2 separate regions of the Mus musculus genome follow, and region 1 is linked to region 2. The links are chromatin loops, found by intact Hi-C in ENCODE. Cell type or tissue: left cerebral cortex. All regions are shown on one strand. Each heading gives the region's core, and the rest is flanking DNA. Links, peaks and the distances in the headings are about the cores only.

Region 1 (15,666 bases), core at 4,980-12,979, 230 kb before region 2:
TGGGATGGATCCCCAGGTGGGGCAATCTCTGGATGGCCTTTCCTTTAGTCTCTGCTCCACACTTTGTCTCTGTATTTCCTCCCATGAGTATTTTGTTCCTCCTTCTAAGAAAGACCAAAGCATCTGTTCTTCCTTCTTCTTGAGCTTCATGTGGTCTGCGAATTGTATTTTGGGAATTACAAGCTTTTGTTAGGAGTCTTACAAAAACACCAAGCTCACGGCCATGATATATACACGGAGGATGTGGGGAAGCTGTATGCAGGCTCATGCTAGCAGTTGCAGTTCCTGTGAACCTATATGATCTCAGCTTAGTTCAATAAGTGATCCATGTTTTTCAAGTGTCCTCCATCTCCTCTGACTCAGAGTTTTTACTCTCCTGCTTCTCCTGGGTTCCCAATCTCCAAAGGGTGGGAGACATCCCATAGAGTCAGTCTCTCTCTGTCTCTGTCTCTGTCTCTCTCTCTCTTCCTCTCTCTCTCTCTCTCCACATAATGTCTGGCTGTGGGCCTCTGTATCTGCTCCCATCAGCTGCAGGAGGAAGCCTTTCTGATGACAACTGGGCAAGGCACCAGTCTATGAGTATAGCAGATAGAGAATAACATTAGGAATCATTTCATTGATTCTGTTTGTTTGTTTGTTTGTTTGCTTGTTGTGTTTGATTCTACCCTAGGTCTCTGGGATATCCAGTCTCCAGTTCCTGCCCATAACGCCATTGTAGGGTATGGGCTCACTCTCCTGGAGTGGACCTCAAATTAAGCCAAACATTGGTTGGCCATTCCCACAAGTCCCTCACCACCATTGTGTCTGTATGTCTTACAGCCAATTTCCTATGTATATTACACACATTAAAAACCTCATTCAGAACCTGCCTTCCAGTCTGCACCCACACAGTGGCAGATGCAGAGCAGCACACCAAGTCTCCACGTACAGCTATACCTGCTTCCCAAGAGGCAGGCTCTAACAAACCCACAGGTGAGAACACCCCTACCTCCCAGCCCCAATAAACCTATCTGAGATGACCCCAGCAAGCAACACAGCAGTGGGTTCTGCCCCATCCAGCCTGTGTTCTGTCTTCCTTCTGGTCTGTATCTGCACCAGTAGCAGTCTTAGAGCAGTGCGCCACACCCACCCCACAGTTCTGCCTGCCTCCAAAGAGACGAGCTCTATACTGACAAACATAGAAGTCACAGAGCAGCACACTGCATCCCATCCCAGAGCTCTACCTGCCTTCTAGGAGACCTGCTCAAATCTGAGACATACAGCTCTATCTGTCTCTGGGGAGGACTACTCCATTGCAGAACACTCACTCCAACCAACACCAGAGACAGCTAGATGGCCAAAGGCAAGCTCAAGAATACAATCAACAGAAGCCAATATAATATGGCACCATCAGAACCCAGCTCTCCTACTACAGTAAGCCCTGGATATCCTAACACTCTTGAAGAGCAAGACTGTGACCTTAAATCCCTTCTCATGAAGATGATACAGGCTTTTGAAGAGGTGTCTTTGTTATGGTTTTACTCCTGTGAACAGACACCATGAACAAGGCCAGTCTTATAAAGGACAACATTGAATTGGGGCTGCCTTACAGGTTCAGAGGTTCACTCCATTATCATCAAAATGGGAGCATGGCAGCATCTAGGTAGGCATGGAGCAGACAGAGCTGAGAGTTCTATATCTTCATCTGAAGATTGCTAGTGGAAGACTGACTTCTAGGCAGCTAGAATGAGTATCTTAAACTCATGCCCACAATGACACACCTTCTCCAATGGGTAACTCTTACACAGTACTAGGTACAGCTGCAGCATGAGGTACAACTTTGACTATCTCTGGAACACAGCTTCTTTGTGCTCTCAGAAAACACTTCCCAGATTTCACCTCAGTGATGTAGGTCTCTTTTTAATCACTGCTAATTTCTTATCTCAAGCTAACCAGCATCAATTGTCCCAGTAGTCCCTTCTATTTTTCATTCTAAAGCCAGAGTCATATGGCCAAAGCTGCGAAGTTCTGCAGCTTGTGGGAGCTGGAACACAGCCTTCTTTTTCTATTACATTAGCCCTAGCTTTCTGTTTTTCAACTCCTTCACTGCCTAAGCTTGGCTGTTCTGGATCTTGCTCTGTAGATGAACCTTAATTTCAGAGACGTGCATGACTGTCTCTGGAATTAAAGACATGACACCATTCCTAGATTTAAGCTTTTCTTCACCTAGAACTTGCTTTGTCCCAGGCTAGCCTTAAATTCAGTGATCTGTTTGGCTTTGTCTCCTAAGATTAGATCCACCAAACCTGCATCTAAATTTAGCTGGGTAGGATCTTGCCCCAAAGTCCTACTCCTTAATCTGCTATCTCATATGACACAGGATTCAGCCCCATTTCACTTCCTGGTTCCCCTTTAATACTCGAACCATCTATTTTATATTTTTCTTTTCTAAGCTTGCTATACTTGTTTAAAATGCTCTTCATGAGATTTAACCAGAGAACAAAGTCTCTGCTGGGCTTTTTTGAGATTTCCTTTGTTGATGCAATTAATATAAATCTCTTTACCTTAGCCTCAGGTAGATTCTTCAGACAAGGGCAAAAGCAGCCACATTCTACACTAAAATACCACAAAAGCTGTCTCTATGCCACATACTGAAATTCTTCTCCTGGGAAACCTCCTGGGCGAGGTCTGCATAGTTCAAATTACTCTCAGCAACCAAGTCTTACATATTCCTACTAGAATGTCCCATTGAGTCCCATTTAAAGCATCCACCATTTTCCAAATCCAAAGTCCCCAAATTTACATTCTTCCAAACAAGAGTGTGGTCAGGCCTACCACAATACCCCAGCCCCTGGTACCAATTTCTGTCTTAGTTGGTGTTTTACTGCTGTGAAAAGACATCATTGACCATGGCAAGTCTTATAAAGGACAACATTGAATTGGGGCTGCCTTACAGGTTCAGAGGTTCAGTCCTTTATCATCAAGGTGGGAGCATGGCAGCATCTCTATGGAGCAGACAGGGCTGAGAGTTCCATATCTTCATCTGAAGCTTGCTAATGGAAGATTGACTTCCAGGCACCTAGGATGAGGATCTTAAACCCACACCCACAGTGACACATCTACTCCAACAAGGCCATACCTCCTAATAATACTACTCCATGGGTCAAGCATATGCAAACCATCACAAGAGGTTATAAAAAAAAATCCCTTAATGAAATACAGGAAAACACAATCAAACAAGTACAAACTCTTAAAGAAGAAATGAATAAGTTCCTCAAAGAAATACAGGAAAGTACAATCAAAGGTAAAGGAACTGAATAAAATGGCCCAAGACCTTAAAATAGAAAAAGAAACAATAAAGAAACACAAATAGAGGCAGCCCTGATGATTGAAAACCTAGGAAAGAGAACACAAATTACAGACACCAACATCATCAACAGAATAGAAGAGATGGAAGAGAGAATCTCAAGCATAGAAAATACCATAGAAGAAGTTGATACATTGGTCAAAGAAAATGCCAAGTATAAAAAGTTCCTAACTCAAAACATCTAGGAAATTTAAGACACATGGAAAAGAACAAACCTAAAAATAATAGGACTAGAAGAGGATGAAGATTCTCAGCTCAAAAGGCCAGAAAACATCTTCAACAAAGTAAAAGTAAACTTCTCTAATGTAAAGGAAGGATAGTTATAAACATACCACAAGCTTAAACAAATCTAAATAGATTTTACAAGAAGAAAAAAAATCCTTCTGCCATATAATAATCAAAACATTAAATATACAGAACGAAGAAAGAATATTAAAAGCTGTAAGGGAAAAGGCAAGTAACATACAAAGGCAGACCTATCAGAATTACACATGAATTCTTAACAGAGACACTAAAAGCCAGAAGATCCTCCCCCTTGCAGACCCTATGAGACCACAGATGGCGCCCTCATACTACTATACCCAGCAAACCTCTCAATCACCATAGATATAGAAACAAAGATATTTCATGACAAAACCAAATTAAACAATATCTTTCATCTAATCCACCCCTACAGAGCATAATAGAAATAAAACTCCAATACAAAGAGAGTAACTACACCCAGGAAAACACAAGAAATAATCAACTCACAGCAAAACCAAAAGAAGAGAATCACACATACTCAGTAACAACTCCAACATTAAAACAACAGGAACTAACAATTATTGGTCATTAATATCTCTCAACATCAACAGGCTCAATTCACTAATAAAAAGACACAGGCTAGCAGACTGGATATATAAACAAGAGCCATCATTTTGCTGCATACAAGAAACAGTGGGATATGTAGGGGCCACCTCCTGTAGCCAGACAGGACCCCCCACCCAGTGGAAGGACAGGGACATCAACCCACCCACTAAACTTTAGACCCAAAATTTGGCCTGTCTAAAAGAAAGCAGGGATGGAGCAGAGTCTGAAGGAAAGTTCACCCAATAGCTGGCTCAACTTGAAAGCAGTCCAATGGATAAATAGCAATCCCTGACATTATTAATGATACTCTGCTATGCTTGTAGACAGGAGCCTAGCATAAATGTTCTCTGAGTGGCTATACCTAGCATTAGATGTAAACAGAAACAGATACACACAACCAAACATTAGGTGTAGATTGGGGATACCTATGGAAGAATTAGGGGAAAGATTGAAGTCCCACAAGTAGATGGGAACTTCACAGGAAAACCAATAGAGTCAACAAACATGGACCCCTGGGAGCTCTCAAAATCTGAGCCACCAACCAAAGAATATATACAGGCTGGAATGACGCCACTACCCACCAGGCACATACATAGCAGACAGGCAGCCCAGTCTTCATGGCTGCCGTCTCTGGCATCAGTGCGAGAGGATGAGCCTAATCTGGCAGAGATTTGATGTGTCAGGAAGGGAAGTACGATGTGGGGGGTGGGGGGTCCCACCCTCTCAGAGGAGAAGGGGAAGGGGTAGAGACTCAATGAAGGAGGGACTGGAATGGGGGGTTACATTTGGGACCTAAACCCATAGGAAATAGGAAGCTTAAGTGGGAGTGCAAAATTGATAACTTCCCTTTTCTAGTCACCTGGCTTTCTGATGCAGAACTCCCGAGGGAGCTATAATAAGGCTTAGGAACACAGACAGCATCCTTGGCCTGGCTGATGCCCTTTATATTACTTCTGTGAATGAGCTTGCACAGGCTCAGTCTTTGTTGGCCCCTTTCTTGTGGTACTTTACAGTTAGAAACAGCCAGCAAATGCCAGCCTCCTGGATTTGTCTTCCTTCTACTTCCAGTGCAGTAGCAAAGGCCATCCACCATGGAATTACCAGTGGGATTTAATTAGATATTTTGTCACAACTAATAAGAACCAACAACTTTACAACCTTTAATATCCACGTTGTCTTTCAGAGTGGACTAACTCAAGCCGGTGTTTGCTATTTTCAAACTTTCCACAGATAAAACCTTTTTGGGGACCTACGTTTGTACTGTTAATGTACTACTAATGCCTATATTTAGCTATAGATAATGTACAAGGCAAAATGGCATAATGAGAAGACAATCAAACAGAACCTTAATGTGAAAGGAACAGGAAGAGTAGAAAATATGTAAAAATACTTCCCTAAACAGAAGACCAAAATATATATTTATTATATGTGGATATGTAGAGGTACATGTCACTTGTAATGTGGAAAATGCAAGTTAACAAACACTCTTTACTTACTTACTTACTTGGTGAAATTTGTTTCTATCTGACCATCTGGTTATTTTTATACCGTGTTTTCATTACCAAGTACTGATAAACTGAATAACAAGCTCTACTAGTGGGAGTGCTTCTTACAGCACTTTATGCAGAACTATTTTGTTAAAATCTCATAAAACTGAAGATGAGCATACGTAACTACCAGAAAAACAGTCAGCACAGCAGTAAGAAAGGCTGGTGAGGTGTCACAAACACACTTGAAATGAACAGACATTCTCACAAGGAGACAGTCAGACCCTCAAGGCTGGGGATGAAAGGAAAGCTGAAAGCTAGAAACACCTTGCATGAGCTGTCGGTGTGGCTGCCTAGGGAGTTTTTCTATTGCTGTGCACCCTTTCCTTGATCTGTATGACAGCACAGAAGTTAGAAGTAGGGCTTCATTCCTAACTCAGTTACACACCTCAGACATACATACATGTTTTCATGCACACACACACACTCACAGGCAACTTAGATACAGACAGACTATTTTCAGTAAAAGGGAGAACTATAAATAGATCTGTACATCATATATATATATATATATACCCCGGTTTAATCTCCTGTCACCAATAAGAGAGACAGAAGAATGGAAGGGATACAGAGATCCCAGAATCTAAATTCTTTCCTTTTGTTTCATCTTTGAGCACGACTACAAACAAACCCCGTCCAATCCCAATGAATGACCAACAGCCACCAACCCATCTTCTCAGGGCTCTTGCATTTATATACCCTTTGAAAATTCCCAGAATGTCAAATGTCAATTCCAAATGTCAAATGTCAATTACAGAAACTATCTGCAGCTGGCAAAACCATGCCTCTAGTAGAGCAAGTGGCAAATCATTTTCACCTTCTGTGGACAGTCCAAAGCAGCCCCATATCTTGGAAATAAACCTGGGATTAAAACGAAAACATACTTTTATAATATTTCTGTGTTTTTTAAAGAAACCAAAATTCCTGTTACTATAAGCAGGCTCTTGGAGACATCTTTGATGTCTCACAACTCCTTCTATAAAAGGACTGTACACAAAATTAGAAAGCAAGAGAACTCTTCAGTATGAAGTAACCCAGGGGAAAGAACAAGAACCAAGGAAGAGAGGAAGGAAGAAAGCTGTGCAGGAATTAGGCAGGAAAGGCCATCATAGTGAAATAGTGACATTCACTTGATAAGCTCTGAAGGATGTACAACTTCAATAGACTCACAAGTGTTGGTGCTTTGTAGCTGTAAATCCACAGAGAAACTTCAAACATCTATCCATAGAACAAATAATGAGTCAATTATGGCATAGAATTTCACTGTAATACTGTGAAACACTTTTGATTGAAAATTACTACATTTAAAACTATGCATAGAGGGCTGGTGTGATGTCTCAGCAGGTAAGGCACCTGACACCAACTCTGATGAACTGAGTTCCATCCTTAGAGTCTACATGGTAGAAGGAGAAAATCAGTGCCCACATTTTCCTCTCTCTCTCTCTCTCTCTCTCTCTCTCTCTCTCTCTCTCTCACACACACACATACACACACACACACACACACACGTGCATACACACCCTCGATGATAAGGTGTAATAAAACCATTTAAAAATTAAATATATGCATTTCAAAAATAAAAATGAAAACTTACTTGGATTCCCAGTATATAAATCAAATAAATTTTAAGTGTATACATTATTGATGTTTATATATGATAAAATATGAAAAGAGTGAAGATGATATCGAAATAGTAAGCGATTTTAGAAAGGATGAAAAAGCAACAAGCACACTTATGTTTTGCTGGGTTGAAGCAAGGTTTAGCAGTGTAGCTAAAGCTGGTATAAACCTTAGCATCCTCCTGCCTAAGCTTCCCGGGGGTTGAACTGAAGGTATTGCCTTAGGTATGGGCCACGCAATGTGGCTTCTCAAACATTTATAATAAAGCCCAGGCCTCCTGATTGCTAATTAATAAGATCATGCTTTAAAAGGGAATCTTCACTAAGCTAAACTCAAAATCAGATCATACGATTAGACCTAAACCCAACTTTACACAACATTATACATGTCCTTCCTTAAATAACTCTAACTTCTCATAGCATGACTGTCAGGAAGTTGCAGGGATGTGTTCACAGTAAACGCTTGGAGAAAAGGAAGCTCTCAAAAAAATAATAATAATAAAAAGGAAAAAAAACAACAACAGTGAAAACATCAATTACAGTCATAAGCAAAAAGGCAAATCTTCACACTAGATTTTTAAAAATCAAAATTAGAACAACTTTTTCTTTTGTTTTCATACCGATTTATGTACCTCAGTTTAATCTAAATTAATTTACCTAATTTTATTCCAAGATTAAATAAATTAAATGTGCCCACATAGGTCCACATATTTTTCATTTATTTACAAAATAATGTGCACATAGATACATAAATATGTGCAGAGACATACATGGAGTATACCAACATCTGTCTTGAGAGGAACTGGCTGGCCAAAGAGATTAACAAAAGATCCATTCTGAAGTGATGAAAGCAACTTTATTCACAAGGGACAGGCCCAAAATACTGCATGGCATAATTGCACATCTGCCTTAGCATTTGCACATTCCAAGGGAAATAGACATCTGACAGCAGCAGGCCTCAGGCATGGACCTTAGTCCTGATCACCTGTTGTGCTGCAGATTTACTGACTGATGGGTTTATAAGCACACAAGACTGGGAGTTCCCTACAAGAATGTAGCATTTAAAAATCCTCATATGACATTCTGGGCTAGAAGTCAGTCTAAGCAGGCACACAATTTCTTTGTTGTTGAATTGTGGGGAGCCGCCCTCACATTCGCCGTTGCAAGATGGCGCTGACATCCTGTGTTCTAAGTGGTAAACAAATAATCTGTGCATGTGCCAAGGGTAATTCTCCACTCCATGTGCTCTGCCTTCCCCGTGACGACAACTCGGCCGATGGGCTGCAGCCAATCAGGGAGTGACACGTCCTAGGCGGAGGATAATTCTCCTTAAAAGGGATGGGGTTTCGCCATTCTCTCTCTTGCTCTCTTGCGCTCTAGCGCTCTGGCTCCTAAAGATGTAAGCAATAGAGCTCTCTTGCTCTCTTGCTCTCTGGCTCCTGAAGATGTAAGCAATAAAGCTTTGCCGCAGAAGATTCCGGCTTGTTGCGTTCTTCCTGGCCGGTCGCGAGAACGCGTGTAAGATTGAATCCTTTTTGAAAGAAGGCAGGATGATATGGATAGAGAAGATGGGAGGAATTCAGAGCCCTGCTTCATCCCTCCAGCCAACAATGGTTGCCTGAAAGTCACTACTAGGGACACTGGGGAGCCACAGTAAAGAAGACCTGCTTGTAGGCCTCACTAAACCAGAAGCACAAGAATGTGAATCTGGACACAGATATACGCTTAGGTAGGTTAAGATTTTCCATAGACTTGAATTACCCTAGTTTAATAAGGAAAGCTTCTATCATGGCCAACCTCAAGATCAGATTTCCCTCCCATAATGCAGGTACCAGGTAGGGCTAGGTCATTAGAATGGCATTGTACATGGTATCAGATTCTCAGCAACACAATTCTTGTTACTAGGAAAGGCTTCTTCCTTCCCTTCAACTGGGAGAACTTGGGTAACCTTGGTGAAAGAAGCCCAGGACTAAGGTCCTAATAATACCAATGTTTTCCTTGATTATTTCCACTGAAGCAGACTTATCAACAGAACTGTCAGCAAGCACTAACTGTTTGGTTCTTTGGGTTTTCTTCCATTGCAGGATAAAAATCCATATTAGCACCCAAATGCCCAGAACGTCAGAAATGTACAAGGAATTACTCTTCTTATAACATGACATAATAAACTGTATGGAGACAACTGTAGGCAGAAGACAAACATCTTCAAAGAACATTGCATACTCCCTCTCTGCAATAAAAAAAAAATTTCTGGATGAAAAAGAACACGATTCTGATTGACTCTTTGCATCTCTGCCTTGAAATAAAGATTCCAACTTCTCCTGAATCTGAATTTAACAAAATTAACACTGGCAGGGCTTGGTGAGTCAGTCTCAGTGGGGAAAGGTCCCGACTGCTGCAGAGGCGTAAACAGCAAGCTGGTGTTTGGATGAAGACCTAGAAAAGAACACCAGAGTGGGTGGTTAGTGGAAACAGATGCTCTGTGCTATAGAGGAGTAATGATCAGACAGTATTTTTAGTTTCTCTTTAACTGTATTGGGGAAAGAAAATCCATTGTTAGTCTTCTCTCATTTAAAGAGTTACAAAGTTGCAGTCAGTGAATGTGCTTGTGTATGACTGTGGATACGATGATGTCTTAGTTTCCTTCTTGCTGTGATAAAATATCCTGATAAAAGACAACATGTGGGAAAGACATTTGGCTCACAGTTTAAAGGGAAGTCATTGCACCGTCACTTGAGACCTCTGCTCACATTGAATCCACAATCAGGAAGCCCAGATTTATGAATGGTAGAGTTCAGATTGCTTTCTCCTTTTATTCAGTCCAGGGCATCCTTTGGACAGTCATGCCACCACACCACACTAAGGGTGAGCCGTCCCACCTCAATTACCCTTATCCAAACACTCAGCATGAGAACTGAAACTTCGTAGTCCAACTCCATGAACTCTTCTCGGCTTCCCTTGATCCATTAATGTATGCTGAACTTAAAATCACCTTCCCATTGTTTCAGATATTTAACATGGCTTACCTTACCTGTCTTTATGTTTTAAACTCAGCACTTTACTAAATATATCAGAATGCAAAAAGGATACATATGTCTCTCCATGGTTTCAGGGAAATGTGGGAAAAGCAGGGGCCTTGTGCTCAGACTTCTTTATCTGTTAGAATGTGGAGAATGAAAATAACAATAAAGAACTAAAGCTCCTCTCTAAGCTTTGTCTGTGATGGCCTGTCTGTTTTTAAATCAATATCCTTTGAACTTCTGAGAATTAACACAGTAGAGAAAATAAAAATAATGCATGCCCTCACAGACATGCCAAAGGCTTTTCTTGTTAGTGATCCTATATCCTGTCTAGTTGGCAATTAACCTTCATAGGTGGCATACTTGTAACTTACACTGATATACAAGTGTAGTTTGTTTAAATACTGAGCCATTTCACTATCCACCTCAATGTGGAGCAGCTTATTCAGGTTTCAAATATTAATAGACTGTTTTTTATTAAATTTATAATTTTAATTTTTCTATTGTTTACTGTTAATTTAGTAACAGTGGTCACTAGTTTTAATGTATAGGATTACAGAATTTTGGAGATATAAAATAGCTTAAAACTTATCTAGTCTGTGTCTACTTTTACTGTGTAAGTCCAAGGCAAGTGTGAATAAGAAGTCTTTGACAACTCATCCAGTGAGTCAGATGAAACAGGGCAAGAATCAGGTTTCTTAAATTCTTCTCCACTGCAAGACCCTCTGCAGGAAAAATAAACTGACTTAAGCGCAATATAAAAGCCAATTTTTTTCCTTTGGGGAAAAAATTAACATTTCTGGCAAAGTGCTTAAGCAAATTTCTTATAGAGTTTAATTAAATCCTGTTATGGGACACTCCTTCCTACACAGCTGTCAGTCGAGAGTGAGCTTTAACATGATTTTTTCATTTATATATGACTTAGCAGATCCAAAATTCTATCTCAAGGACATTTTAAATTCCCAGTATCAAGTTCAAACCCCATAACACTAAGGGAGAGTGTTGAGAAATATAATCTAGGTTCCATCGTCGAAAAACTTTTAAGAGGTCCTGTGTCTAGGTAAGGGGCACAATGAGCAGCCCAGCCTAGAGGTGAGTGCTGTTGCCCAGCACTGACTACCCAAACAATCACATGCAGCAATAATGAGTCTTAGCTCTGGCTTTGAGAGGCTTTCTTCTGTACACAGATTAACTTTTTCTGAGTTAACATTTTTGTGATCTCCCAAGGTTAAAATGATCTGCTTAGATAATTGTAAAAACAAAACTATTAAAGAACAACCAAAAAAAAAATCATCGTTTAAAGTCTTTAGAGTTACAGTAGAGAAATCTAAGATAATATTGATACTTGGAATAAATAAAATCACAACTAATGATCTACTGTGAGAAAAGCAGTCTTTGATTAACACCAAAGAAATTGTTTAATAAGCACTTTCTGCTTGTTCCACAGTTATGCAAGCACTCGCTGGCTCTTCATTACACAATTATTGGAGTGATAATGCCTTTATGAGCACTAATCACTTCCTCTGGCCTCTTCCCACCCAAAGCTGTATCTCTAATTGAGTTTGCCCAGGAAGTACATTATACAGTTGTCCATCACAGGTTGACAGACCAATTTTCAGACTTCCTAAGCAGCTAGTCAGCAGACTACAGTATCTGGCAGAGAATTCTAGACATTGGAAGCACATGCATTATTAAAAATCTTGTTTTTTCTTTCTGTTGGGTTTGCTATTTTCTCAACTGGTCCCCCTGCATTCATCATCTTACAAGGTGAAGCACATGCTTCAGGTCTATAAAAGTAGCCAAAATAAATGTTATTAACATAGAATGGAGGGCTGTTTGTTGAATTTACAACAACTATTCTGCTCTAATTGACCACTTTATAGACATTAACTTAGTCTTCACAAAAAATTATAAAACAGTGTTCTATTTCACATTGATGTCAACAGAAACCCCATGAGGTTGAGTAACATGGAAGACTGGCCAGAAGGTGCCAGTCAAGATTCTCACTATTTGAAAATTAATATGGTAATCCTATTTTCTCTGTTGTTATTAATCTATTAACAGAGAAGAGACATGAAACCAATGAAGATATTTTTATTGAGTTGGGAAGGAAAGAAAATTTCCTTAGTGAAGAGACTTTATAGTAGTTGCACAAGTCTATACTCCCACCAGCAATGAAGGCATATTCCCCTTGCTCCACATTTTCACCAGCATAAGCTGTCACTCAAGTTTTTGTTTAGTCATTCTGACCAATGTGAGATCATCATCTCAGCTGATGACTAAGGATATTGAATATTTCCTTAAGTGCTTCTCGGTCATTAGAAATTCACCTATTAAGAATTCTCGGTTTAAATCTATACCTCCTGTTTAAATTGGCTTATGGGTGATCCACTTGAATTTAAGTTTTGTGCAGGGATAGATATCGATATATTTGTATTCTTTTACATGCTGACACCCAGTTAGACCATCACAATTTGTTGAAGATGTTTTCTTTTTCCCACTGTATACTTTTGGCTTCTTTGTCAAAAATCAAGTGTCCATAACTATGTGGATTTACTTCTGGTTCTTCAATGTGATTCCATTGATTACCCTATCTGTTTTTATGATAGTATAATGCAGATTTTATTACTATTGCTCTATGTGTAGTAGAGCTTGAAATAAGAGGCAGTGATGACTTCGGAAGTTCTCTTATTGTACATGATTGTTTTAACTAATTTGTGTTTTTTTGGTTCTCCATATTAAGTATTTTTTTTCAAAGTCTGTAAAAAAAATCACATTGGAATTTTAATGGGAATTGCCTTATGTAACACATGTGCAGCTGAGTCTTCATGTGTGATTCCTAAAGCAGAAGTCTGGAATGTTTGACTATATTGCCTGCCTTTGGATTCCTTTCCCGTAACCTAGCTGCCTTCTCTATCCTCAGTAGAAGAGGATGTACCTAGTTTTACTTGATATTCCAAAGCTGGTTGATATCCAGTGTAAGCCTTCCCTTTTCTGAGAAGAAAGGGAGGAGGTGGAGGTGAGGAAAGAAGGTAAGAGGGATGGAGTGAAAAGAGAGGAGGGCAAGGAAGCTTTAATTGGAGTGTAAAGTAAATAACTTAATTGACAGAGAGAGAGAGAGAGAGAGAATGAGAGAGAAAGGGAGACTATAGCCAGACAGAGCATGGTGAACATAGCTCTGGCAGGCCTTGCCCTTCTCTCCCACTCCATCCACCTTGCTAAAACCCATTAGAATACACTCCTGAAGCTCACTCCCAAAGTCCATTCTCTTCTTTAACTAATTCCTCCTTCTGAGGCTGACTACAATGGTCCAGCTCTTGAAATATTGAAGTACAGCTATCAAAAGTGCCCGTTAGTTGTAATTAACATGCCCAATCAAAATTAATCACCTCATCCTAAGGACTTCCACTTTACCATCATAAAAAAACACTTGCACATGGGACTGTTTGTCCTCCCCATCCAGAGACAGTCCTTTGTCATCATCCTCCCTCCACCCCACACACACAAATGTACTTCCCTCCTCTCCCTTGTCCCTTGTCTCCTTTGTTCTCTTCCTCTAGCTCCTGTCTTTGTCCCTTATTCTTGTCTCTGTTCTTCTGGGGCAGATAAAGCTTCGTTTTGTTTTGTTTTGTTTTGTTTTGTTTTGTTTTGTTTTGTTTTTTTGAGACAGGGTTTCTCTGTGTAGCCTTGGCTGACCTGGAACTCACTCTGTAGACCAGGCTGGCCTCGAACTCAGAGATCCATCTGCCTCTGCCTCCCAAGTACTGGGATTAAAGGCATGCACCACCATGCCCGACAAATCTTTGTGCTGAAAACTTGATATTGAGGTGTCTTGAGCTGACTTTGAGGTCCCTACAATTTGTGAAAAGAAGACAATCATGAGATCTTCTGCTAGTTACCTTTCTTGAGAGAATAAAGTACACATGTGTTGCCTATAAATGATGTTTTATAGACCAGGTCCCAAAAAGTACTTATATCTAAAATTTATATTTTCTAAAAGCCTCTCTAAACTCTATCAGAAATATGCCAATTTTGTCATTAATGGATAAGAGATTTAAATCAATACTTTACTGGAGAACTTACATAGGTAACAAATAAGCAAATATGCCCAGCATGGCTGGTCTTTGGAGGAATGCTAATGTGAGATATGAGACATTACTTCAAACACAGAAATAATGAAAATCCTAAAACAAAATGACACAAAGTAGTCACAAGGACAGAGGACTCTGGGGACATTCATGCTTTATGGGGTCTGTGGATATAAAGTGTCCCAGAAGCATTTAAAAACAGTTTGCCAATTTTCATTCAAAATATATATATACCTATTGCATGATCTAAAAATCTCCTTTATTCACATAAAATGTAAAAAACTAATTCATATAAACACATTCAAAGTAATGCTGGAGGCAGCTTCCAAAAACTAAGGAGTCAATATATTTCTATAGGGAAATGTGTAGTTATTTAACAGCTAGTGGGTCACTGTTCTTCAGCAACTAAATGGAAAAGCTACTATATTATGATACATGCAACCTCATGAATGAGTCTCAATGACACATGATAAGAAAAAGGAATTGTCTTCAGAGGCTACAATGCATTTTATTCCATGACTATGACATCCTTGAAAAAGTGAAAATGTATAGAAACTATCTTAGTCAGGGTTTCTATTCCTGCACAAACATCAAGACCAAGAAGCAAGTTGGGGAGGAAAGGGTTTATTTAGCTTACACTTCCAAACTGCTGTCCATCACTAAAGGAAGTCAGGACTGGAACTCAAGCAGGTCAGGAAGCAAAAACTGATGCAGAGGCCATGGAGGGATATTCTTTACTGGCTTGCTTTCCCTGTCTTGCTCAGCCTGCTCTCTTATAGATCGCAAGACTACCAGCCCAGAGATGGTCCCACCCACAAGGGTGGGACCTTCCCCCTTGATCACTAATTGAGAAAATGCTTTACAGTTGGATCTCATGGAGGCATTTCCTCAACTGAAGCTTCTTTCTCTGTGATAACTCCAGCTTGTGTCAAGTTGACACAAAACCAGCCAGTACAGAAACTAAAAACTGTATTCTCTGAGGTTCAAAACCAGAGAAATAATTGGCTACAAAAGCACAGGAAGAAAGCCAGATTTAATGGTGACCTTTAATCCCAGCACTTGGGAAACAGAAGCAAAGGCAGGGGGATCTCTGTGAGTTACAGGCCAGCCTACTCAAAGCAAGTTCCAAGAGTTGTTTTATTTCAAAACTTTGTCTCATAAACCAAAAGGGAAAATAAATAAGAAGGTGGGAGGAGA
Region 2 (15,666 bases), core at 2,586-10,585:
AAAATAAACATACAAGTAACATTATATAGACTGAGCCAGACACACACACACACACACACACACACACACACACTGTATTTAGGAATTATTTCAACAGTTGAAGAAAAACTTCATGAATTTGAAAGAGAACCAGAATGATACATGGGAAGGTCTGAGAAAAATAAAAGGAAGAGAGAAATAGTGTAAGTATGTTATAATCACAAAAAAATTAAGGAGTTAAAAGACAAACTAAAAAGAATAAATGAAAAAAAAAAATGTCCCACCAAAATACCAGCCAGCAGGGGGAGCCCAAGCAAAATTCTAAAATGGTGACAGTACTGATAACATACTAGCCAGCAGAAGTTCTGCAAACATGAGCTTTGTTATTCGGCAGAACAGTATATATTCAGCACTCCATGGACTAAGAGGATAAAGACGAAGACAGGGAGCACAGAGCCAGAGCCAGAGCCAGAGCCAGAGCCAGCTTTGTTTCTGTGCCTGCTCTCTGCCTCAACTAGCTGATTAGGTTAATTACTGCTCAGCCTCGGCTTTGCTGTATCTTTAAAGAGGCAGATAAAAGATATTTTACAACTGTCACAACCTATCTCTAGTGCTTGAAGACCTACCAGCTCTATTGTGGCATCTCTTGTAAAAGAAATCTGAATCTAACATCAAAAACTCTCTAAAGCCATTTCATTCTTTTCAATAAATATTTAAGATATTTTATCATCATCATCCTTCCTCCTCATCTTCCTCCTCCTCCTTCTTCTTCTTCCTCCTCCTCGTTCTCTCTCTCTCTCTCTCTCTCTCTCTTTCTTTTCTTTCTCTTTTTTAAAAAAATGTGACCATATCCTTGAGGCAGAAGAAAATTCTATATCTTCATGAGCTGGCAGGTCTTCTTTGAAACACAAAGAATTCCTAACTTCTAACCTTGGCAGGGACCCTTTTTCCTCCCCCTTTTCCTGTTGTGAAAACCCTCTGAAGTCTTGTCTGTAGACTAATGTAGAAAACACGGCTGTGTACAAAGGCTGCTTGTCACCTCTGAATGTACTCCATCAGCATGCTGCCTGCCACTTCATGTTGTTTAGCATCACGGACTGCTTTGCAGAAGGACACCGACGCCCACATCTATCTCCTTGAGACAGGCAGAGAAAGAAATCCTTTTTCCTGTCTCCAAAAGGACTGACAAGCTTTTAGTAGTGTTTATCTTCACTGAAGGATGATAACCTTGGATGTGAAAGTTGGAAGAGACTGATAGGATTAAGCTCCCTCATCTGCATTCCCCAGTTTTCTTTGGGGGGGGTAAAAGGCTGAAGCTTGTCTTTTTACTTGTTCACATGGATCTTTCTAAACTTAAAGTTATATTTATATACCAAAAAACAAGTATATCACTGTATGAAAATTTTGCAAAAAAAATGAGATTTTTTTTTGGTAAACCTAAAATTCTTTTAATGGATTATACATTCAGTATTTTTCCGTACTGTCCATCACTCCTCCCATATTATCCACATGGTTCTGTCTGAACTGGTATTTTGAGACTCCATATCATGTCATAGTTACACAGTCTTGAAGGTCCTCTGATTGAAGTCAAGTCTAAGGACTATTATTATTTACACTGGATTGACTCAAGGGCAATATAATCTCCCCTGATTGTTGTCAATTCTATGAACTAGATGATTATTTACACCGGATTGACTCAAGGGCAAAGATGGGTAAAACTGGTGTTCCACCATTAACTTGTATATTAGGATTCTCTTGTAATCTAGATTGTGACCTAGAGTCAATATTACCAAAGTTCAATAGGTACAGCTGTATCTACTAGGTGGACAGTGTGATTTACCAGAGGACTGTTTACAGAAAGGACTGTGAAACCCCTAAGAAAGAATAAAAACCCAGGTACTGAACTTTGACTCAGAGGAGAACCCTTTTTCTGACTCCAGTGTCATATTTGTTCCAGCTCACCAAGATTTCCGGTCTACTGCATAAAGAACACTACATGAACAACAACTGTGCCTAGGCCTTGGACTCCAGCAGGAACCTCATTGAGCTTTAAGGGAGCACTGTGGTTTCTAGTGAGTGATTGGCAGTGGGCTTCTAAGCCCAGCAGCAGCTGGGTACAGGTGAATTGTCAGGCAAGGCTCAGGTTAAGCTCTGCAGTTCATTCCAGGCAGAAAGGCACAGGCCTTGCCAAATAAATAAATAAATAAATAAATAAATAAATAATCACATGAAAGGGGTCCTTGAAGGCACCTCTATGAATCTCCTCCTCTCCATTTCCTTAGGAGTACTGAGCCATTCCAAGATCTGTGGCAGGAATGAATTCTCAGATTACAAGGGTGAGATCCGAATGGGGCCTCAGAGGTGGCTTTACACTGGACTGGTTCCTCTCTACAGTTACTTGACTGCCAACAGAGATTGAGTCAGCATTGCCCACAGACAAGCTTTGAGCTTGTTTTTTGTTCCCAAGTGGACAAAATCGTCTTGTGGTCTTAATCTGACCTTCAGGGGGTGTTTAGCTGTCTGGGCTTTGGCCTTGAATTTCTTCACAAGACTATCTAAAAGTTATCCTATCTGGTTTTGTCTTAGAAATCGAGATTGCATCCTCAGTGTGTTATCCTAATGAAACACAAGGCCTCTCTTGTTCTTTTCAAACCATTTGTACAGACCATGAAGGCCATTCTTCACTCTGAATTATTTTTTATTCATCCACCTTTCAAACTTCACAAAATAAGCATTAAATCTTACAGATATGTTAGGGAACAAGATTTATTTTATTTGGTAAACTTAATGTAAATTATGACTATTTTTTAAATAACCTAATATAAAGCATAATGAGATTAGTGAAACTCCATGACCAGGCTTTAAGACACAAAGTAACAATTTCAAGTTAATTTTTAAAATTATTTTATTATTACTATTACTATTATTGTTGTCTTTGCATGTAAGTGTGTGTGTATATGTGTGTGTGAGAGTGGGTATATTTGTGTACTAGCATGAAAAAACCATAGGTCATGTGTAGATGTCAGAGGACAGATGGGGAAGTTACTTTTCTCCTTCCACCATGGTTTCAAGAGCTTGAACTTGGGTTATCAGTTTTACAGGATATCCTAGTTAGGTTTCTGCTGCTGTGATAAAACCATGACCAAAAACAACTTGGGAAAAAGGGTATATTTTCACTTATATGTTCTAATCATTGAGAGAAGACAGAACAGGAACTCAAGACAGGAATCTGGATTCAGGAACTGAAGCTAAGATCAAGGAGCAATGCTGCTTACTAGCTTTCTGTCCCTGGCTTGCTTAGCTTTTTGTTCTATACAACCCAGGATGAGAATGAGGAGGAGGAAGATGAGGAAGGAGGGGACGAGAATTGTCAAGCAGGAGGGAAGAGCAGGAAATGGGTTTTGAGTGCCTGGAACTCATTAAACATGTTTTTTATCAAGCACAGAGCTTCTTCTCTTGAGGTCTGAGAGTCTAGCAAGTTATAATCCCAAAACCAGCTTAGAGATGTGCAAGGTCAAATTGCCACTGGCATCAACCCCAGGAGATTTTAATGAACTCTGGGCATTAGGCAGTGAGGCGCTTTCCTCTGATATGATGCAGCCATATCTGTGATGGGAGTGCCAGCACCACGTGAAGAGAGCCTTTGTCGGTCTTCACAGCCACACAGGCCGTGGCATTTAAGGTTTTCCTCTTTGTAAGTCCTTCCCTTCAATTTCTACTAAAGTAACATTTAAAGAAAGAAATACTTAACTTTCCTTTGATCAGAAGGAAAATTGTATTTTATTTGGACTGAAATAAATTTAAAACTATCTCTGCCAAAATAATACATTTTAAAATAACATAAAAGCTAGCAAATCATGCTTGCTCTCCCCAATCCCCGTGATGCGCATAGCTCCACAGTACTTAATTGCTTCCACAGGCAGAGCCTAGGATTTGAAAACTGTATGGCAGTCGTGTGAGGCTGTTTTACATAAAAGGATAAGACAGAAAGCTGTCTCCTTGCTCTGTCCTGCAGTCTTTCTTCTGTAAATTTACCCTTCTTTATGCTAGCTTTAATTCCCTGCCAGAAGGAGAGGAATCTTGCCCTTTTTTCTTCCTCTCTGCCAAACTCTTATTGATCAGTTGGTGATGAGTTAGGAAGAGCTTGATGAGAAAGCCACTGTCTAGGCCTTCAATGTCAAGATCAAGGAAAGCTTATAAAGAGACGCCTTTCATCTGTTCCTAAATCAGGGCCTTAGGTAATCAGTTTGTGTCCAGAGGCAATGAGTCCCCCAGAAGAGGGTCTGTGACTCGGAGAACTCTGGCCCATGTTTTGTCAGCTCATTAAGGATATGGTCTGCCACAAAGTGACTTTTGAACACACTAAGTAGGAAGAATCAAATGGTTTCTGTAGTGACAAGGTCAACTGGATCAGAGCTTGAGCCTGGAAATAAATCAGATACTGAAGAAGTAAACAAAGCAGAAGCTGAAGACACATTGGTTACAGACAGAGGCTTTTATCTGTCAGCCAGCAAGCCGCCAATGCTTTTTACACATTGGCGTTTGTAAGGTGGTGTCTTATCACATCCTGTGCTTCTTGCTCATCTCTCTTGGTCTGTGAGCTCTTGAACAGCTAGAACCTGATCATGCATATTTGTATTCCACAGTTTGCAGCATATTCTCTTTCATATAGCAGGTGTTTGATGTGTGAAGAAATAAAAGAGGAAAGGAACAAAAACTCTATGTCCTGTCTCTCAGAGACATTTATAATGAGGCTTTTTGCTGTAGGGATTTTATAAAGCCACAATAGAAAACACACCCTGACTGTAGAGAATAGCAACACTGGCAGATGGCGTGGGGGGTGACAAGGATAAGAATGACTTCTGTTTAGGGACCACCCTGTCCCAGTTTTCACATACCACCTCATCTAATATTTAAGATGATATCATGTGCAGGCTTTTTCTTTTTAATGTATCAGATAAAGAAACCAGGGCACAAAAAGATGAACTCACTCAAAAACCCTAGTTTTAATGCTGACCCACCCAGCATTAAAATTTCCTATTCCAAGGCATGGCTTTCTTCATTCTATTAGTCTGTTTACAATGGGCAAACATACCTTTTTATAGCCATTTTAACCACAAGCAAGTATTTCTATCAGGCTGGCATGACCAGTACACAAGACTCTTCATGCTCACACTTCTTATTTTAAGGCTTTATTCTGGAAACTTCTCTTACTTCAAACAAAATTGGAAACAAACACATTCTATTGGCTGAAATTATAAGAGAAACAGTGTGTGTGTGTGTGTGTGTGTGTGTGCACCAATTTGTTTTGCTTTTTGAAATGGAAAGTCTCTGTAGCACATAATGGTCTGTAGCTCACTGTATAACTCAGGTTAACTTCAAATTCTTAACAATCCTCCTGCCCCACTCTCCCAAATCCTAAGATTACAGGCATAAACTACCCTGCACAGCTCAGATTAAATATACTGAGCAATAGTTTTCAAGAAATTGAACATTAACCAATAATACAAAGTGACCCCAAAGTGATGGCAAACAAATATCAGGAGCCCCTGGCATGCTTCAGCTTCCTGCTCTAAGAGAAAATGTCCAGACAACACCTAGGGGAATGCTAGAGCCGAGTACACAGATCTAGGTGCCCAAGGAAATCCACAGCAGCTGGGAGCTGCTGAGCAGAGGTGCAGAGAGGAGAGAGGCTCAGCAGCCATGGAACACAGCAGATCTATAGGGCTGTGTTAATTATTCTCTGTGGGTCTTTGAGGAAATACATGTGGCCAGGAGAATCGCTAATGAGTAAATAAAATCATGTTTATTGTAAGTAAACACTGGTAGCTTTAGCCAAAACCACTTCAGTGAACACAGTGGATATTTCGAAAACCCTCTGAAAGAAGTTCCGCCAACACCAAGCCCACAAAGTGACAGAATTCAAAGGCAGGTCTCAGTGCTGAGGGAAATGGCGTTGTGATAGGAAGAGTCTCTGTGTTAGTCAGACTCCATTGATTTTCTAGAAAAGGAGTAAAATAGCACAGAGTGTTTTACAAGCCTGAGTGTGATGAGCCCATGTGCCTATCGTGGAGAATGCTACGTGCTAGGAAACAGGAGCATTGTGAACTATGAGGTTGGAAGGAACAGGGTCCAGTGAACCTGTCTTTCATTTCATCTTTGGTTTTATTATTAAGACAGTAAAATCACGTTATTCTTTTTGTTTCTTTTTCTCTTAAGTCAAGATATCCCTTTGCAACACAGGCTGGCCTACAACTGACTATGTGTCAGGACTGGATTGAAATTAGCAACAGTCCTCCTGTCTCAGCCTCCCTGTGTGGGGGATTGCACAGATGAGCCACTATACCCAGAAGACAATAAAACCTCGAGGTCATGTTCACATACAAAGGACTATCTGGTAGCAAAGGGCATTGCTAATTCCTAAAACGTAAGTAACTAAGGGTTGGATACATGACTCCACAGAAAACAGCACTTGCTGCTGTGTAGAGAACCTGGGTTCTGTTCCCAGAAATCACATGGTGCCACCTAACCATCTGTAACTCCAGTTCCAGGGAATCCAGTACTTCTTGCCTCTACTGGCACTAAGCATATGCATGGTACATATACATACATACAACCAAAAAACTCAGACACGTAAAATGAAAATCGAGAAAAGCTGTTTAAAAGAACTGATTATGTAAATTGAGGTTGCATAACTGATTTTTTTTTTTTTTTTTTTTTTTTGAGAATCCGGAGTGTTTAGCATTTCCTTCTGCAGATTTATTTTTTAAAAAGAACCATGGCTGGGATTTGGATGATAATGAGTCATTCCATGAATTGGGGAGTATAGCTTTCTCTTTGTTATGTAATTTATAGACTGCCCACAGCAAGGAAGCCTGTAAGCACTGAGTCAGAGAATGGAGAAAGGCATCTAAGCTTTTCTACAGGGACACTCAAGAACTGCAGTGAACCAAAGGTGTCATTATCAATACAGACTGAGATCTGCTAGCTGATCTGCTTTAGTTCCTAGACTGGCTGAGAACTGAGTGGTTTCAGGCTCAATTGCAGTGTTAGATTTTTCAGAGGTAGAGACAAAAGACAGGCTAAAAAAATATATATATCAAGCAGTTTTTAAAACTACTGGGGAAAAATAAAACTGTAGGGAAAAATAAAATAATACTTGTTACCACTTTTTTACAACTCAGATCAAATACAGAAACCCATATACAAAAAAATAAATAATTAAAGATGTCTTCTAAACATATCTTAGTGTTGTTCTCCTCCTCTTCCTCTTCCTCTTCCTCTTCCTCTTCCTCTTCTCCTTACTCCTCCTCCTCCTCTTCCTTGTATTTTTCTTTTTGAGAAAGGCTGACTCTATATATGCCCAGGCTGTTCTCCAGCTCATATATATATCCAGGCTGTGTCCTACCTCAGCCTCCCAGTTAAAAGTGTGCTTTCCTGGACAATAGTTTTCTTCAGAGATTAAAAACAAGTTTTCAAAATATGAATCACCTCATTCCCTAAACAGCTAACAATCCTGAGTCATTATTACTGGTTTTATTGACTTTATTTTCAGAGGGAGAGAAAGAAAGAGAGAAGGAGGGAAGGAAGAGGGAAGGAGAGGCAGGAAAGAGTTTTTTGCTCACTCAAAATGCTGTCCATAAATGATCCTCCAGCCTCAGCCTCATGAGACATGTTCCATCATGTCTGGCTCCTCCATCAGACTATGAGATCTTTGGCAAAACTCATTACTAACCTTTTCTTTGAAGCTTCCTTGCCTAGTTCAGTGCCTAGGCATGGTAGGCAGTCTATAAACATTTGCTAAAATGAGTTGGCTTGGCCAGGAGGGTAATCACCTGCCACCATCTTCTTTTTAACACTTAATACATTAGTTAGCTACCAAGCTAAATTTTTCTAGGCAAGTAGTTTTTTTTAATACATAGAATAGGAAGAATGCTTCTCTATTTACATAATTGTAATGAGAAACAAGTGGATTATGCATTTGCTTTTACCAGAATGTAGTGAACTTTCAGTTTAAGATTCACTATAATTGTTCTTTAATTATTTCTATTATCATTATTAATTTGGCTTTGATTCTGATACCTAAAGCAGTGTGTTTGATGAACGAGTTATAAAAGTGAGTGCTTGTTTACCTTCAAAAATTTATACACTGGGAATTCATACACCCCAATATGAAGATATTGGATGGTGGAGCCTTAGGAAGAAGTTCTGTGCTACTGTGGAGCCCTCATGTATAAGAGATGGGTGGGTCAATACTAGCAGATGGCATTGTAAAGATCTTGGGAAAGACCTCAGCAAACTCCCTGTCTTCTAGTTCCTTGATCATAGCCTTCCCAGCCTCTAAAATTGTGAGAAATCCATGTGCTCTGTGTACAGAAGCCAAAAGACAAGAATGTCAGATACACTAGAGCTAGAGTTACAGGTAGTTACAAACTGCCCCAAATGGATGCTAGAAACTGTATTTTGAGTTCTCTGAAAGAGAAGAAAGCATTGAAGCATCTCTCTAGCCCAAATACCTCTTCTTTCATGGTATTTGAAGATGTAGACCAATTTTCAAGCAAAAAAGAAAAAAAAGTTATCTTTTTCCAAATTTGACTTAGTATACCCTACTATAGGTGGTTAACACTGATTGTCGCTTGACTGGGTTTAGATCATTTAAGAGAGAGACTCTAATGGTATCTGTGAGAGAGTTTCCAGCTTGGGTTAATTGAAGTGAGAAGGCTATCCTTAAAAGTGGGCAGGGTCATTCCACAGGCAGGGGTGCTGGAGTGACCAAAAAGTAAAGAGCTAGATGAACGCCCGCATTTAACTCTCTGCTCTCTGTCTGTTGATACAATATGGCCATCTGCTCCAGGCTCTTACTGATATTCTCTTCCGGCCAAGACGGACTGTAATCTTGAGCTAGGGGCCAAGTAAACCTTCTCCCTTAAGCTGCTTCTGTCAGATGTTTTGGCACAGCACTAAGAAAAGCAGAGAACACAATGTATGTGAGCTTTTCTCTATTCTCTGGGGAGCATCAAAACATCTCATTGGCTTCTCTGAATTACCAAAGACAATCCCTTGTGAGGAGGAGGCAGCAGGTTCTCTGGGAACACTGAGGTTAGTAATGTTTAGGTTCTGAAATGCAATGTATGGAGCTTTTGTGAAGGTGAGCCCTTGACAATACAGTAAGGGAACCAGGGCTGAAAGGGTTGAGACTCTATGATTGATGTTAAACAATAACACAACCTTGGTCCAGTTTTTCATGAAAGATTATCAAAGGAACAGTGTCCCTTACTCTGATCAAGGCAAGCAAGTATCAGCAAATGTGATGCTAAATGGAAAGGCAGTTTCTAGAAACTGAATAATAAAATGTTTAAAGCATAACTAAGAAAGGTTAAAGCCATTAGAAAGACTACATTATCAAGAAACCAGCTGACTTCCTCTTCCTTCCAACTCCTGTACCACTGTTCTGTTTTCCATCTGTATTAATTTCCTGGTTTATGTGTCTCGTAGAAGTGGAGCGGAGTGCTTTAAACTTATAATGAACTTATGGAGCTAGTAACAGATAGTGAATGTTTAGTCAGGTATTAATGGAAAGGCATGTAAACAATTCTGCTGTAACTCCTTATTAATCTATGACATGAACTATTGCTTTAAACTTACTATGAACTTATGGAATGTAAAAGTTCTTAGAAAACTATGTGATCCTGAGAAATAAATACTAAGAACAATAATCAAGAGGTGATTTATGTCTGAACTTTCTCTCCTTCCTTCCTTCTTCTTTTTGCTTTTTTTCTTTTCTTTCCCTTTCTTTTCTTTTCCTTTCTTTTCTTCTCTTTTCTGTTCTTTCTGGTTCATGAAGAGTTAGTGAACTCTGATTCTCTCACCTGGCCAGTAAAGTGTCCTTAAGCCAGAGAGAAAAGAGACCAAGCAACTAACCTTTTATCTTAATTCACTGCTGCTGTCAGGAGGAGTGAAACTGCCAGAAACTCTCGGCTTTTAGCTACAGAATAAGAAAGAGTTAATCACCAAAAGTCATCATCATTTGGCCTCCTTCACCAATGCCATCCTCACTGCCTGCCACTGGTTATCCCTGTGCTGCTTAACTGAACCCTGACACTTTTTTCCCTACTGGGTCACTTCATACAGCTTTAAGATGAAGAAAGGCACCTAGTCTTATTGCAACTTGATATGTCATGTTCAGTTAATATCCCTAGGACAGTTGCCCTTTTATGAAGGGAAAGGAGGAAGGCATGAATGGGGGAGAAGGTGCATTATCTAGGAGGACAGGATGGAGGGGCAACTGCTATCAGATGTGGTATATGAGAGAAAAATAAATAAAAAATAAAATAATTTTGAAGACATTTTCCTATGAGTTTGGAATCTTTGCTCTCTCCTGTTCCTATTATTCTTAGGTTTGGTCTTTTCATTGTGTCCTGGATTGCCTGGATGTTTTAGTTTAGGAGGTTTTTATGTTTTGTATTTTCTCTGACTGTTGCTTCAATATCTTCTAAGGTATCTTCTATGCCTTTGATTCTCTCTTCTATCTCTTGTATTCTGTTGTTGATGTTTGCATCTGTAGCTTCTGACCTCTTTCCTAGGTTTTCCTGTTGGGAACAAAAGAAGGGATCCCGGGGGAAGGCTCTGGGGAAGAGGGGTAAGGAAAGAGGGGCCCAATGTCCAGCCAGAGTTCCTGTGCTCTGGGCAGGCAGATATAGGTGTTGGAGGGCTGCCAGGCACTTTCCACTCAGCCCCAGGTGGACATCTAAGCTTCTGACCCCACTCAGCGGGGGGTGGGGCAGGTGGACAAGGGGCAGCCGCTGACCGGGGACCCCAAGGCGACACCCTGTAGGTTATAGGAGAGAGGGATGAGGGAAGAGGTTCCCAACACTGACCAGAGTGCGCAGCGTATATTGATGGAGCAGAGACTATGTTTTAAGAGCTTTATTATACAAATGCATGGAAAAAGAGAAAAGGGTGGGGGAAGGAGAGGAGAGGAGAGAGGAGAGGAGAAGACAAAGAGAGGGGAGAGAGAGGGTGAGAGTGAAGGGTAAGAAGTAAGAGTGAAAGAGTAAGAGAGCAAGGTGGGGGCTGAACATCCCTTTTTATGGACTTCACTGTTGCTAGGTAACTGGGGAGTAGTTTAGCCTGAAGGTCAGAAGCTTGGGCAATTGTCTATGTGACTACTGACCATGCTTCTCTTGTGAGGGCTGTGGGAGGGAGTAACTTAGGCAGGGGCCAGAGTTCCAGGATCATGAGGGAACGCCTACCGTGTCATGTAGGTGAATTATGACCGTCGGGGTTCAGACCTCAGCTCGACTGGATACCAGCCTACAATTCCCCACATTTTCCATTTCCAGTGTTGCATCCATCCATGATTTCTTTATTGTTTTTAACTTCCATTTTATGTCGTGGACCACTTTGTTCTATTCCTTCACCTGTTTTATGGCATTTTTCTGTATTTCTTTAAGGGATTTATTTGTTTCCTCTTTAGGGAATCTACCTGTTTACCTGTGTTTTCCTGTATTTCTTTCTGTGAGCTATTTATACCTTCCTTAAAGAGCTCTATTATCTTCATGAGATAGGATTTTAGGTCAGCATCCTGGTTTTCAGGTGTGTTGGTGTATCCAGGACTTGCTGTGGTAGGATCTGCTAGGAGGCCTTCAGAGTCTGGGGTCTTCAGAGAGGCAGACAAGCTGCTAATCTGCCCCTACAAAAGGCGCATGTCAGAAGTGCATCTCCTTTAATCTTTTCGATCCAAATTAACACTCTCCAAAATGAACTTTCCTACAGACATGTTTAACTCCCAGAAGTATAATTCTAGCCATTTCTTGGGTAGATTCAGTGAGACTTATGAGTAAGGATGGATGTCAGGGCTAACATGATTTCAGCTGAACACTGTTAATTTCTCTTTAGAAAAATTGTTAAAGAATGTGACCCCTCCATGTGATTATTTCTTTCATGTATATAAGTTATATATAAAATAAACTATGCTGTATAAGTTTTCTGTAGTATTTGGAGAGTTTTTATGTTGTCTGAGACATCGTGCTCACACATGATTATTCTGACTGGGCATATGATCTAAGGAAAACCTTCACTGAAGACTTTCTCTTTAGAAGTCATGATTTATGCCAGACATAGTGACATATGCCTGTGGACCCAGAACTAGGGATACTGACAACAGGTAATGCAGGTCTGAAGCCAGGCTGGCATACATAGTGAGATTCAAAAGAAAAATAAAAAGAAACTAAACACCAAAGCTCTGTCATTCTAAGCTTCTAAGCTTGTCTTTTAGACAGAAATTTTTACAATGAGTAGTAGGAAGAAAAGTATTATACTTCATTATTATAAGATACAAGAGAATTTGAAAAATATTCTCATCTTCCCTCCACTAGAATTAGAATATTTCAGAATGTTTGGTTTGTGTCTTTCACCCATCTCTATAAATGGCACAAATATATATGGAGGTACAGCCATCTATGCAGATGAAGGCACAGACATAAAACAGGTCAGGGTATAGACATGTATGCAGGTATATAGATATATATACATGGTGAGGCACAGACATGGATGCACATAGATGAACAGACATGTATGGGACACAGACATGTATGCAGGTAGGGACTTTATATTCCTGTGTGGAAGGAAGCTGTTATGATCATAATAACTTTGTAATTGGACATATTCCTCCATAATTTAGGTAAGAGAATTTTTTTCCTTTAAACACAGAAAAATGAAAATTAACATGTCTACTTCCTCTTTTCTGGAATCTCATCATGTGTCTGAAAGACACTTTGTATAGACAAAAGCTACTCACAGTGCATTCTTGCCTGGAGAGGGCCTATGAGGAGATTCGACCTTAATAAGAAAAATGCAATTAAAAATTCTTCTATATCCTCCTGCACAAATGTGCAGACTACAAGCCTAGAGAGTTCAAATGCACAGGAATAGTGCAAATCAAAGTCAGATACTTTCAGATACAAACCCATGTGAACTATCACATTCATTGTGTCAGTGACCACATCTCAACTCACTGCCTTTTTTTTTTTTCCGGTCTTAGAGCTTTATTCTAGAAAGGCAGGGGGAAGAGGAGAAGGTAGAAAGAAAGAGGCCAGCCATGGCCACATAGAGAGGGAGGAAGGGAGAGAGAAAAGGAGGACTAGAGATGAGAGTAAGAAAGGTGAGAGCTTAAAGAGCAATCCACTGCCTTAATGCACACAGATAGGACACTTTGGAATCAGGGTCAAGTCTGAGGGAGGCCTTTACTTTTTAACAACTTCACTAAAAGTAAAAGCATTGAAAAATCCTAACTTCATTAATTGTCTCTATCAACAAGCTCACTTTTGTTTTATTATTAGAATACAAACCTCAAGAACATAAAGGTTTGGACTGGAGAGATGGCTCAGTGGTTGAGAGCACTGACTGCTCTTCTAGAGGTCCTGAGTTCAAATCCCAGCAACCACATGGTGGCTCACAACCATCTGTAGTGGGATCCGATGCCCTCTTCTGGTGTGTCTGAAGACAGCTACAGTGTACTCATATAAATAAAAGTAAATACATCTTTAAAAAAAAGAAGAAGAAGAAGAACATAAAGGTTTTTGTTGATTTTCTTCACTATCTGTGTAAGATATTTTTGTGTCAGCTTGACACAATTAAAAGTCATCCAATCTTGGTCCGGGACCCGCCGAACTTAGGAAATTAGTCTGAACAGGTGAGAGGGTGCGCCAGAGAACCTGACAGCTTCTGGAACAGGCGGAAGCACAGAGGCGCTGAGGCAGCACCCTGTGTGGGCCGGGGACAGCCGGCCACCTTCCGGACCAGAGGACAGGTGCCCACCCGGCTGGGGAGGCGGCCTAAGCCACAGCAGCAGCGGTCGCCATCTTGGTCCCGGGACTCCAAGGAACTTAGGAATTTAGTCTGCTTAGGTGAGAGTCTGTACCACCTGGGAACTGCCAAAGCAACACAGTGTCTGAGAAAGGTCCTGTTTTGGGCCTTCTTCTTCGGCCAGGAGGAGGTCCAAATACAAGATATCTGCGCACCTTCCCTGTAAGAGAGCTTGCCAGCAGAGAGTGCTCTGAGCACTGAAACTCAGAGGAGAGAATCTGTCTCCCAGGTCTGCTGATAGACGGTAACAGAATCACCAGAAGAACAATCTCTAAACAGAGTCAACTATAACTACTAACTCCAGAGATTACCAGATGGTGAAAGGTAAACGGAGGAATCTTACTAACAGGAACCAAGACCACTCACCATCACCAGAACCCAGCACACCCACTTCGCCCAGTCCAGGGAACCCCAACACACCTGAGAACCTAGACCTAGATTTAAAAGCATATCTCATGATGATGGTAGAGGACATCAAGAAGGACTTTAATAAATCACTTAAAGAAATACAGGAGAACACTGCTAAAGAGTTACAAGTCCTTAAAGAAAAACAGGAAAACACAATCAAACAGGTAGAAGTCCTTACAGAAAAAGAGGAAAAAACATACAAACAGGTGATGGAAATGAACAAAACCATACTAGACCTAAAAAGGGAAGTAGACACAATAAAGAAAACTCAAAGCGAGGCAACACTAGAGATAGAAACCCTAGGAAAGAAATCTGGAACCATAGATTTGAGCATCAGCAACAGAATACAAGAGATGGAAGAGAGAATCTCAGGTGCAGAAGATTCCATAGAGAACATCGGCACAACAATCAAAGAAAATGGAAAATGCAAAAAGATCCTAACTCAAAATATCCAGGAAATCCAGGACACAATAAGAAGACCAAACGTACGGATAATAGGAGTGGATGAGAATGAAGATTTTCAACTCAAAGGTCCAGCAAACATCTTCAACAAAATTATTGAAGAAAACTTCCCAAATCTAAAGAATGAGATGCATATGAACATACAAGAAGCCTACAGAACTCCAAATAGACTGGACCAGAAAAGAAATTCCTCCCGACACATAATAATCAGAACATCAAATGCACTAAATAAAGATAGAATACTAAAAGCAGTAAGGGAAAAAGGTCAAGTAACATATAAAGGCAAGCCTATCAGAATTACACCAGATTTTTCACCAGAGACTATGAAAGCCAGAAGAGCCTGGACACATGTTATACAGACACTAAGAGAACACAAACTGCAGCCCAGGCTACTATACCCAGCCAAACTCTCAATTATCATAGAGGGAGAAACCAAAGTATTCCACGACAAAACCAAATTCACGCATTATCTCTCCACGAATCCAGCCCTTCAAAGGATAATAACAGAAAAAAAACAATACAAGAACGGGAACAACGCCCTAGAAAAAACAAGAAGGTAATCCCTCAACAAACCTAAAAGAAGACAGCCACAAGAACAGAATGCCACCTTTAACAACTAAAATAACAGGAAGCAACAATTACTTTTCCTTAATATCTCTTAACATCAATGGTCTCAACTCGCCAATAAAAAGACATAGACTAACAAACTGGCTACACAAACAAGACCCAACATTTTGCTGCTTACAGGAAACTCATCTCAGAGAAAAAGATAGACACTACCTCAGAATGAAAGGCTGGAAAACAATTTTCCAAGCAAATGGTATGAAGAAACAAGCAGGAGTAGCCATCCTAATATCTGATAAGATTGACTTCCAACCCAAAGTCATCAAAAAAGACAAGGAGGGACACTTCGTTCTCATCAAAGGTAAAATCCTCCAAGAGGAACTCTCA

The links. Hi-C counts contacts between places; a loop is a spot of excess contacts. Peaks named below come from ENCODE experiments on the same cell type or tissue, not always from the same donor. Only the 100,000 strongest peaks of a DNase experiment are listed, where the experiment ranks them.
Region 1: it touches region 2 in a loop (9-fold over the local background); 2 of 42 quality-filtered maps call a loop at or near these places.

Annotation. Positions count from the first base shown.
Region 1 is chr1:47,187,332-47,202,997 of GRCm38, reverse strand. No RefSeq gene overlaps it. Among named protein-coding and RNA genes, the nearest start is that of Gm39638, 57 kb to the left of the region's middle. In left cerebral cortex, for the core only: no CTCF peak of the experiment used is centred there; DNase peaks (open chromatin) are centred at 6,770 and 9,771; H3K27ac peaks cover 1,854 bases.
Region 2 is chr1:46,955,330-46,970,995 of GRCm38, reverse strand. No RefSeq gene overlaps it. Among named protein-coding and RNA genes, the nearest start is that of Slc39a10, 110 kb to the right of the region's middle. In left cerebral cortex, for the core only: no CTCF peak of the experiment used is centred there; DNase peaks (open chromatin) are centred at 4,747, 5,657, 6,469, 6,824 and 2 more places; H3K27ac peaks cover 6,226 bases.